Linked DNA regions of Mus musculus: region 2 is linked to region 1. Evidence: chromatin loops called from intact Hi-C (ENCODE). Cell type or tissue: left cerebral cortex. All regions are shown on one strand. Each heading gives the region's core, and the rest is flanking DNA. Links, peaks and the distances in the headings are about the cores only.

Region 1 (5,376 bases), core at 219-5,218:
CCATAATACCACAACATAGAAATAGCCAAGTATCTTCTTGTGGTATGTTTTTATCCATATAAATAACTTACACAATAAGTAGAAAAATAGGGTTGTAAATGTGTGTCCTCCCAACACCATCATACTGTTTTTACTTTTAGGAATCTTGTAATAGAATTATTGTTTCATTGTAGAAAATGAGACTTACAGAATGAAAGTATAGTGTTTATCCTTTGATAATTACCATTAATATTTTGTTATGTTTCTATGCAGTCCTTGTTCTGATTATAACATGGTGAAGATGATTAGTTTCTTGTGTTGGATTAAGCAAGGTCTTAGATACTTCCCTGCTGACACTGAAATTCCTGTTTTCCATGACTTTGCTAGCCCATATGTCCCATAGTTTTGGTGAGTCTGTGTCTATACTACTGTAAATGTCAATTCTGTGAACACCGTTTATGTTAATCTTTGACCAGTTTTGAATTATTTCCTTACAGTAATTTCTCTAACAGAAACACCAGGTCAAGAACATAATACTTTTAAGGCTGTTATTCACTGGCTCCCAGTTATTAAACTAAGACTTAAAGTTCCTTCAACTAAGACTTTTCAGCCCAGGCAGACTGTATTTACGTGGATTGAACAAGAATAATCTGGCTATAGCCTCATTTCTCAGGTGTTTATTCTCCATGGGTCCGCTTTGGTCTTTCAAGCATTCCTCAGGGAGATGAGAAGATAACCATTGTAGAAATGTAGTGACTTCTCTGTAGAGATCTGAGGAGTCACATGTTCATGTAGTGCTTCACACTACCTCAGAACTTTGCTTTTAAATATACTGGAGACTTGTAGATATTGGTAATTTTAAGGTTCTGTACTCCTCAAGTAGAAGGGCACTAATTATCACAGCCCCAGCCTAGCTTCCAAATACCACCTCTATCTTCTCCAGCCTGGTCACAGCTTCCATTGTGACCTTCCACTATTTCACAGCCCTTTAGCTTCCTTGGTTACTTTAGACCCCACTCACTTTAGACCTGAAACATTCTCAGCCAGGGCCTAAGTGTTGCCTCCTGTTAAGACTGGTGAGGAAGCAGCTACATGATAGCACCTTCTTAGATCCAAATTTTAAAAAGTGCTGGTTTAATCTCAAGCTGATCTTGGACTACTAGAGTACTACTAGGTATCTTGGAGCTTATTTCTGAGATTGGAGCTTTCCTGGCTTCTAGTGCATCTCTTGAGGCTCCCAATGTACATCATAAGAATGGCAGGTGAAGTGAGTCTTGGGGGAATTATGGTGTGGTGTCAGTCAGCCTCACACGTACATTGCTCTGCTTGCTCTTTTGCATACATCTGCTGATTTGAACCTCGACTCTGACTTAAGGAGCAGGTAGGTAGGGCATGTAATCCTTCTTTCATTTTAAAGCAATAAAGTATGCAAAGCAGTGCACTGGCTTACTATTCAGGTCATACAATTGCAGAGCCAGGACTGGATCCTAGCTGCTTGTACTAACTACACCACCAACATTAATCCAAAACTCTTAGAGTTAGCTGCTTCTGACTAGGACCACAGTTGCCTCCTGGAAAGGGGCTTGCAGAAGGATGGTTCCTGCTGAGAGCCTCCTTCATTAATGTGTTGTTGTGCATGCCTGGAATGTTTTTCCCCCATCTCTTACCTGATAACCTCATCCTCAAGAGATCCCAGGAAATAGCAGCCTTGGTTGTTGTCCCTGTCTCCCCATCTCCATGCTGCCACCACCATTGTCCCTGAGACCCTCACTGACTTGATGGCTGCTCCCTTTGCATCATATCTGCTTGCACCCTTATGTGTTTTTCTAGCTAGTCAATAAGTTTCTTAAAGACAATATACCCTTTGCTTCAGTGCACCCAGAACCTGGTACATCTTCTGTTTATTTTTGGTATGTTTGGCATTTCACACACAGGTTTTATGCTGGGGGCTCAGAGAGAAGTGGACAGCAGATTGTTGGTCCTCCCCGGAAGAAAAGTCCCAACGAGCTGGTGGATGATCTGTTTAAGGGTGCCAAAGAGCATGGGGCTGTAGCTGTGGAACGAGTGACCAAGAGCCCTGGAGAGACCAGTAAACCGAGAGTGAGCATAAGGGTTGTTGTAGCCAAAAGAATTGAGTTCCACAGTGGAGAGGGAAGCCTGCTTCTCTCTAGCAGAGATTGGCTCCTTTGTTTCTTCACTTGGCTATTTGTTCTTCTGTGTAGAAGACTAATGTGTCTGTGAGCTAGATCAGAGCTCAGAAACCTACCTATCCAAATTGGCCAGCTTAGTGTTTTCCTTTATTTCACTGTAATTAAATTCATTACTGAATTTAAGGAGGGAGGAATTTTTTGTTGTTAACAATTTTTTTATTAAATATTTTCTTCATTTACATTTCAAATGCTATCCCAAAAGTCCCCTATACACTCCCCCCGCCCTGCTCCCCAATCCACCCACTCCCACTTCCTGGCCCTGGCATTCCCCTGTACTGGGACATATAATCTTTGCAAGACCAAGGTCCTCTCCTGAGGGAGGAATTTGGGGGTTTTGTTTATTTGTTTTTTGCTTTTTCAAAACAGGATTTTTCTGTGCAGCCCTGTCTGTTTTTAGAATTCTCTGTAGACCATGTTTGTTGCCTCAAGCTTACAGAGATGCCTGCCTCTGCCTCCCAAGTTGTGGGGATAAAGCTGTGCTCCATCATGCCCAGCTTCATCACCAGTTTTTATGTAAAGATTTCTGTCCTTAGGAAAATCAAAACATCATTGTTACTGTCCTATACCCATATTCCTGCATAGCCATTATTATTATGAGTTTATACTGAGAATAGTAGCTATTCCCTTTAGCTGGGTATTCCAGCTTTCACCTCTTATCCTGCCCCTGGAACAAGGGGCAAACACAAGCAAACCTTGTCCCTGTGTTTGCTATTCAGTAGTTAACAAGCTTGATCAGAATGTTACTTCTCTGCCTCATCCTAAAAATGTCTTTGTACCTGAGTAATTCCACCACCAAGTGTTTATGAACTTGTCCTTTATAGCCATTTGCAGGAGGGGGCTACCGCCTTGGAGCAGCACCAGAGGAAGAGTCTGCCTATGTGGCAGGAGAAAGGAGGCGGCATTCAGGCCAGGATGTGAGTGTCCCTTCCTCAGAGATGCTTGTGGACTGTTCATTGTGCCCATTTCAAAAGGGACTAGTTACGTGTGTGAACGAGCAGCCTCTAAAAGACGAGCCTGCTGTGGTCTCAATGGGGACTTACATAAAAATGACAGTTTTCACTTGGTGGTTAGAGGGCCAGGGCAGGAATGGGGAAGAAGATGGACACAAGGTTTCTTGAGTGTTCTTTGGATCACACACAAGGGGGCAGTGTGGTGGGGGGAGTGATTCCCTGGTATTTTGGGGATAGTTGAAGAACCTTGAAAATGCCAAAGAAGGCCTGAAATATGGATGGATTTGGTTGGTTTTGTTTTGTTTCGTTTTGCTTGAGTTTTCTTTATACACACACACCCTCCAGGCAGTGATACTATATAATTTTGAGTCTTTAAAAAAATTTAATATGCTACAAAATAATTTGGTCTACCTTTATTTCCATTCATTTCTGTGATGTATATTTTAAATCATTTTAGTTTTATTCCCAAATAAAGTCAAGCAGGAAGACAGTAAAACTTTTATAGACTTGTAGCAGTGGCCACCAGTGCATTAGCTGTTAGCCTTTCAAACTTTTTTCTGTAAGTGTGTATAGAAAGTTGACAAATTGTGGATATGTTCTTGAAATTTCTTTCTTTTTTATGTGAAGGGGACAGGGGATATGCACATGAGTACAGAGGCCAGAAGAGGGTGTTTAGATTTTCAGTAATGAGAGTTAAAGACAGTTGGGAGCCACCTGGCATAAGTGCTAGGAACTAGGAACCAAAGTTGGGTCCTGTCAGGGCACTACATGCTCTTGACCACCGAGTCATCTCTCCAGCTTCCAGATAATCATTTTTAGTAACTGCAAAATAGGGAGCCACAGCTGGGATTGAGTCATTTCTTATATAGTCACCTCGATAGCAAACTCTCCTTAGAACAATGCCCACTTCTCCTAACCTGCGTCATAGCATGTCCCTAGTTTAGGTTGGTGTGATGTATTTGGTTGATACTCCTTGTCATGTGTGTATTTGTCTGATTGTTGATGTTTTTGTAGTAATGTAAGATAGTGAAAACTCACTCATTTATAGGTTCAGTTGCATTTTCTAGGTTCCTGTCATTGTAACTCCGTGCTTATTACCTCCTGTTGTCACAGGTTCATGTAGTGCTAAAGCTCTGGAAAACTGGATTCAGCCTAGACAATGGTGACCTTAGAAGCTACCAAGACCCATCCAATGCCCAGTTTCTGGAGTCTATCCGTAGAGGGTAAGCAGAAAAGCCCATGTTAGTCTCACTTTCGTGAATGAGCTGTCAGGTGGGAAAGGAAGAAAAGTTATTAAAACAGATTTAGCACAATTTGACATAAAGATTCACAGATCACTCCAAAAACCTTGTCCATTTTTAGCTGTTTTCCTTGAGGCATAGCTAAGTAGCCAAATAAGCAGGCCGTGCTGTGACTGAGAAGGTGGAGACAGACACTTCCATAACCAGACCCTGGTGACAGAGAGTCTCTCTCCTCTCAGGCCATTGGGGTGAAAAATGCTATGGTGGCTTTGGGGGATGGAATTTCCTTCATCTCCCCAGTTCCTGTCCTCATGAAAAGCCCTCAGGGATAGAGAAAGGGAGAGATGGAGACAAAGAGGAAGAAGTGCTTGAGAAAGCAAAGGGATTGAGAGGTTTGGTCTCATCTTGTGCACTGTTCTCATTTGCTTTCTGTTGCTGGGATTAAACCCAGAATGAAAGCAACTAAAGGAGAATGGGGTTTGTAACAAGCTGCTTGTTTGCTCACTGACGCCTGCTCTGCTGGCTATCTTAATAACTAGATTCACCTGCCTAGACAGTGTCATCCTCAGTGGGCTTGGCCTTCCTACAGCACTTGTCAATGAAAACAGTCTCTTAGAGAGATGGCCGCAAGCCATTCTGGGAAAAGCAGTTCTTCAATTGAGGTTCTCTCTTCCCTGATGACTACACAGGGTATCAAGTTGACAATAACAACTTAATCAGGTTTCCATCCATCTCAAAATAAACCCACCATTGCCTTTTTCCTTAGGGAGGTTCCTGCAGAGCTTCGGAGGTTAGCGCATGGTGGGCAGGTGAACCTGGATATGGAGGATCATCGGGATGAGGACTTCGTGAAGCCCAAGGGAGCTTTCAAAGCCTTCACTGGCGAGGGCCAGAAACTGGGCAGGTGAGAAGCAGTGTCAGTTGGACCATCAGTCCCATCAGCCAGTCCTGTGTTCTCATTGTGAGGATCTCAGTGAGAGTAGTGGCAGAGTAGTT
Region 2 (5,376 bases), core at 170-5,169, 220 kb after region 1:
GGCACAGGGGTAGAGCACTGCCAGTGCCTGTCAGCTGGGGCTTCAAATATCTAGATAATTCTACAGATTGGGAGAGCTTGGACACAGGCTTCCAAAGACAAAGGCTCCCCTTCCTCCTGGCTGGACCCATGTTCCTATGCTCTTGTCAGTCCCAGGAGGACATGAAGAGCAGGTAATAGACACAGCGTACCTTCGTTTTCTCTTCTCTAGTACCTAGGGCTATTCCCATCCACACAGCTCACTACAGAGCTCCAGTGAAGGCACCTCTGATTTCACAGGTCGTTACTAGGCTCCTAAGAGAAAGGACTTCTTTAGGGTCACTATGAAACTAGCCTACAGGTCTGTTCTGTTTATTCCTCTACTTACAGGCCACTGCAGCCCAGGGAGAGTCAACAGGCTGCTCAGAGCAACTGGTTGAGCATGCCCTTGGGAGGAGATGGCAGTTTTTCTAGTGTGCCTGCTTTGGTGAAATCATCCTTGTGGCTCATGGATTCCAATCACACTTCCACCCAGAAAGCCTGGGTGGGGCTCATCTTAGTGATGTCAGGAGCAAGAGTAACTTGTGACTCGAGGGTGCTTGAGAAGAATGCCCTGTAGGAATCCCGTAGTCCTATGCAGTATCACACTCTTAAGAGTTTGTGCATTAACAAAAAGGAGCGTGGAAGACTGGCAACATGTATTCTGTATTGACATTTGGTTCTTAATAATAACATCCAAAATGCGTTCTGTTCTTATAGCGCTGTGACCGCGACTGCATCGGGTGGAGGGCTGATGTTGCCGGAGTCTTCCTTGCAAGTGGGGAGGAGCTGGTGATTGAGACACACTAATTTCTCCGTGGGACCTATATGCAGCTTGGTGGGGTGCTGCAGCAGGCACCTCGGCTCTGACAAGGGCTGGGGATGCAACCCCAGCAGGCCTGCAAACACATGGGCAGAATCCTCTGCCCCAAGCCCACAAGAATACTGACGCTGATGGGGCCAGTGGTGGCAGCTCCTGGAGAGTAAAAGGGAGGCTGAGCTGTTACATTCTTGAGGCCTTCACAGGTACATGTCATCGTAGCCCGGTGGGGGAAGATGGTCAGGGTTAGGTCTGCAATGTAAAGAGGGTCTAATGAATTGGAGAATGAGGCTGAGTACGCAAGAAACATGCCCCGTATGGAGGAGGCCCACAGAGTGACATGGAGTTTAAGATCATGAACTCTAGGGCCAGATGGCCTGGAACTAAATTTTACCATGGCTTAAACACCCAGTCTCCTGGCCTTGCCCTTCTCATCTATAAAAGAACTATTGACATAAGCATTTCTTCTCCTGTGTTGTCCTTGCAGGGTCAATAGCGTGCTGGACAGTTTTACATAAAGTTGATACAAATTATAGTCATCTGAGAGGGGGAACTTTGATTGAGAGAACATGCCTCCACAAGATCAGACTACAGGCAAGCCTGTAGAACATTTCCTTAATTGATGGGGGAGAGCCCAGCCCACTGTGACTGGGGCCACCCATGGGCTGGTGGGTTCTGTAAGAAAGCAGGCTGAGCAGGCCAGGGAGAACAAGCTAGCAAGCAGCACTCCTCCATGGCCTCTGCACCAGCTCCTGTCTCCAAGTTCTTGCTCTCTTCGAGTTCCTGTCCTGACTTCTTTTAACGATGAACCCGTGATATGGAGTCAAATAAACTCTCTCCCAAGATCCTTTTTGTTCATGGTGTTTCATCACAGCAATGATAACTCCAACTAAGACACCAAGGGAAGAAGGTGAGGAGAGACCCCCTAGGCCTCCAGGGAGGCAGCATGGCAGCTGTGCCTGGAGTCAGATACCTCGGCTGCAGTGCTGGACTAAGCTAAGCGGAGCTGCCATCAGGTCCCACCTCTCAGCATACCTGAGTGAATACCTACCCAGATGGGCTGGTCCCAATGGGTCCAAAGGGGTCAAAGCGAGCTCCTGGGGGCACAGCACCAGGAGGAAGCCGGTTTGGGAGGCCTGAGGATGGGTCAATAAGTACTCTTGGGAAGCCGGATCTCAGGGGATCCACAATCATGCCACCTCTCTGACACCTGAGACAGGAAGGAAGCTGGGTAAGCAGGTGTTACAGAGACTACTGCCCTTGAAGAAGAGAGACAGGCATATAGTGAATAAAAATTGACCAGCATGACTACTCTAGAAGTCCAGGAAGACAGGAGAGCAAGTCAGAGTGAACAAGAATACAAAGAGCACACAAAGTTGTGCACCACTGGAGCCAAAGGGCCTGCAGCAGCAGAGGAAGTTCTGTAAGGATTCCGTGAGCCCACAGGACAGAGATCTCTGACACATCTTACATTTAGTAAGATCAACTGGTCAAGAACCAGAGCTAGAATTGGCCAGGATCAATACAGAACTCTCCAGCTCTGCAGAGTTTATCCTAAGTCTAGGAGTAATAGCGTCAATACCATGATGAGGGTTTGCTATTTTCTTTTTCTTTTTTTTTTTGGTTTTTCAAGACAGGGTTTCTCTGTATAGCCCTGGCTGTCCTGGAACTCAATTTGTAGACCAGGCTAGTCTTGAACTCAGAAATCCGCCTGCCTCTGCCTCCCAAGTGCTGGGATTAAAGGCGTGCGCCACTACCGCCTGGCCGAGGGTTTGCTATTTTCTTAAGGGCCTCAGCACAGCTGCTAACTGCCTGTGGGTTGCCCAAGCCTGGCTCCTGCCATTCTCTGTCCCTCACTGAGTTCCACAGACCTGACTTCATGCACTCAAGCTGAGATAAATAGGCTTACATGCTGAGGTCACTGTCTGAGCCGCTCTGAAGAGTTAAGTGAGTCCTATGATCTAAAACTGAGATGCTAAAAGTGGGGTCACTCTTCAGCAGGAGTTAAACCTCATCTGACTCACTCAGAGAACACTGCAGAGCTGAGGGTACAGAACCTCTGCTGGATACAGGATGAGAATCAGAGGATACTCCCTTTGTGGAATGAGGTAACCACTAAATAGCCTGAGCTGTTACTCTACAGCCTGTGGCCCATTGTGTGGTTTTCCTTTTGCATCCTTATGACTCTTGCCCAGGAGGGTCCCAGGTCTTTCTCTGAACTGCTCTGGGTATGGCAGACCACAGAAAGTAGCAGTGACTCCTCAGCCACTCATCACTACCTCCTTCACTCCAAAGGGAGGGGAGGCTGACGAAAGCTCTAAAATGGGATGAGCTGGGCTGCAAGCCACTAAGCAAATTATACTGTTGCTGCCTCCCCAGAAATACTCACCCAAAAGGGTCTAGGTCATCTCCCCCGACAGCAAATGGGCTCAGGGGATCACGCCTGAAACAAACAAGGACAATTACCACAATTCCCAGAGCAGCCAAGCACCTATGCTCCCAGGGGCTTGAAGCTGATGCAGAAGAGACACACCGAACACCAGACAAGGAAGAAACTTTCATAAGATCACAACGTAAGGAATACTTGAAAGTGGTCCTTGGCAGAGATTAATACTGATCACATTAAACTGGAAATAATATGAAGAGCTGAACGAAAGGTAAAACTGGGTGGATGCGGGGGACGGGCGGGGAACTGGAGAGACAACTCAGTGGTTAAGAGCACTGGCTACTTTTCCAAAGGACCTGGGTTCAATTCCAGCATCACATAATGGTTCACAAGCATCCATAACTCTAGTTCTAGAACATATGATGCCCTTGTCTGGCCTCTATGGCATACACATACATACATACACACAGCCCAAACACCCATATATACATAAATAAAGAATTAAAAGTGAAAACGGAGGCAGCAGAGATGGCTCAGCAGTTAAGAGAGCATACTGCTGTTTTAGAAGACATGTTTGGTTCCTAGCACCAAATCAGATGGCTCACAACCACCTGTAACTCCAGTTCCAAGGGATTTGACACCTTCTTCTGGCCTCTATGGCCGCTTGCATGCATGAGGTACATACACATCCACAAAGGCACAAACACATAAAAAATTAATCTTTAAAAAGGTAAAACAATAAAGGGCAAAGTCTAGATAAAGATAAATTATTAAATAGCCTCCAAATATATTCTATTGTATTCATACTTTGCTAAAATTCTTATAGTTTATGTAAGTCAAGAACTTGATACATGAAATATTACTTCAAAACCAACACCTGGCAGCTAAAGTGTAAATGCTACTCAGGTGGAGCAAGACAGAAGCCTGGGAGCCAGAGGGTAGTGTGTGCTTCTCGGCCTTCTATCCATCATGGCCTGTGCACACTTTCAACCCCACCGTCTACTGTGAATCTCTGCACCACAGCCAGCTGGTGGCCACTGGCTATAAACCTCTGCAATCTCTAGTGTTCCCCCTTTCTCTCCAAAGGATTAAGTTCTTCCTTCTCTGCGAATGCCAGAGCGCCAGAATAAACCTGAGAATGAGAGTACAGAGCATAACTAAAGGTTACCAACTCTCCAGAACAATGTGGGGAGGAGGGGAAACAAAACAGCGCAAAGGAGGGGGGAGCTGCAAGGCCCGCTAAACAACTCAAAACTGCCAGGAGGAGGGAGTTGCTAGGCCCATCCCATCCCATACATACTCAGGCCGTCAGGGCTATCCCCAGGGCTATCCGGCAGGCAGCAAGTGCTCTCCAGCCTTACTACAAGGCAATCACACTTTTAAGAACTTACTCTGTGAGACCTGGGAACCCTTTTTAAATGCATCACATAATCGTGTGCACCTTAGGGCAGTCAGAGTTGTGTCTGTGTTCTGGACTTGGAGTAAAAGATTTTATAGCAGGCTGGCAGGAGCCTGTCACAAAATCTCTGCATCCCCAACTTTTTTTTTCTTTAAATTCTGCTAGTTTATTGATTGATTGGTTTTCATGACAGGGTTTCTCTATATAGTCTTGGCCGTCCTGGAACACTTGCTCTGTAGACCAGGCTGGCATTGAAAAAAAAAAAAAATATATATATATATATAGAGAGAGAGAGAGAGAGAGAGAGATTTGCCTGCCTCCTGAGTGCTGGGAATAAAGGCATATGCTACCACTGCCTGGGTCTAACAGTAACACCCAAGAAGACTCAATGATGGTAAACCATACTTTAGGACAAGAAAGGACTTGCTGATAGAATCAGCCTCAAAGAATGGACAGCAGTGATTAAGCTAGAAACAAACCTGTATCATTCTTGCCATCACCCTTGGTTTCTAGTCCCAGTCAAGCTTCCAAATGAGTATCTCAGCTTCATACACTCTACCAGAAACTGTCACTCCTCCCTGATTTCCTGCCTGTGTCAGCCTCTTACTGTCCTTTGGCATGATATGGCTATGGCCCATTTGAACTCTCAGAAGCTACCATTACTCAAAGGATTCCCACAAGCTTGTGCTAACCAACATTCCTTCACAGAGAGGGGAAGCTCAAGAGGAGTGATTCTAGTTCCTCATGTTCTGGT

Evidence for each region. A loop is a pair of places that touch in the nucleus more often than their neighbours do. Peaks named below come from ENCODE experiments on the same cell type or tissue, not always from the same donor. Only the 100,000 strongest peaks of a DNase experiment are listed, where the experiment ranks them.
Region 2: a loop joins it to region 1, with 2.4 times the contacts of the local background. A loop is called at or near these places in 2 of 42 quality-filtered maps.

What each region holds. Positions count from the first base shown.
Region 1 is chr2:151,501,101-151,506,476 of GRCm38, forward strand. It overlaps Nsfl1c (NSFL1 (p97) cofactor (p47)), which reads left to right. Exons shown (of 10, transcript NM_198326.3): 4 at 1,355-1,360; 5 at 1,914-2,079; 6 at 3,011-3,103; 7 at 4,253-4,362; 8 at 5,147-5,284. Among named protein-coding and RNA genes, the nearest start is that of Nsfl1c, 9.6 kb to the left of the region's middle. In left cerebral cortex, for the core only: a CTCF peak has its summit at 3,337 (motif pointing right); no DNase peak of the experiment used is centred there.
Region 2 is chr2:151,717,597-151,722,972 of GRCm38, forward strand. It overlaps Psmf1 (proteasome (prosome, macropain) inhibitor subunit 1), which reads right to left. Exons shown (of 7, transcript NM_212446.2): 5 at 3,227-3,280; 6 at 1,889-2,047; 7 at 1-1,089. The coding sequence ends at 1,038. Among named protein-coding and RNA genes, the nearest start is that of Tmem74b, 18 kb to the left of the region's middle. In left cerebral cortex, for the core only: no CTCF peak of the experiment used is centred there; a DNase peak (open chromatin) is centred at 3,138.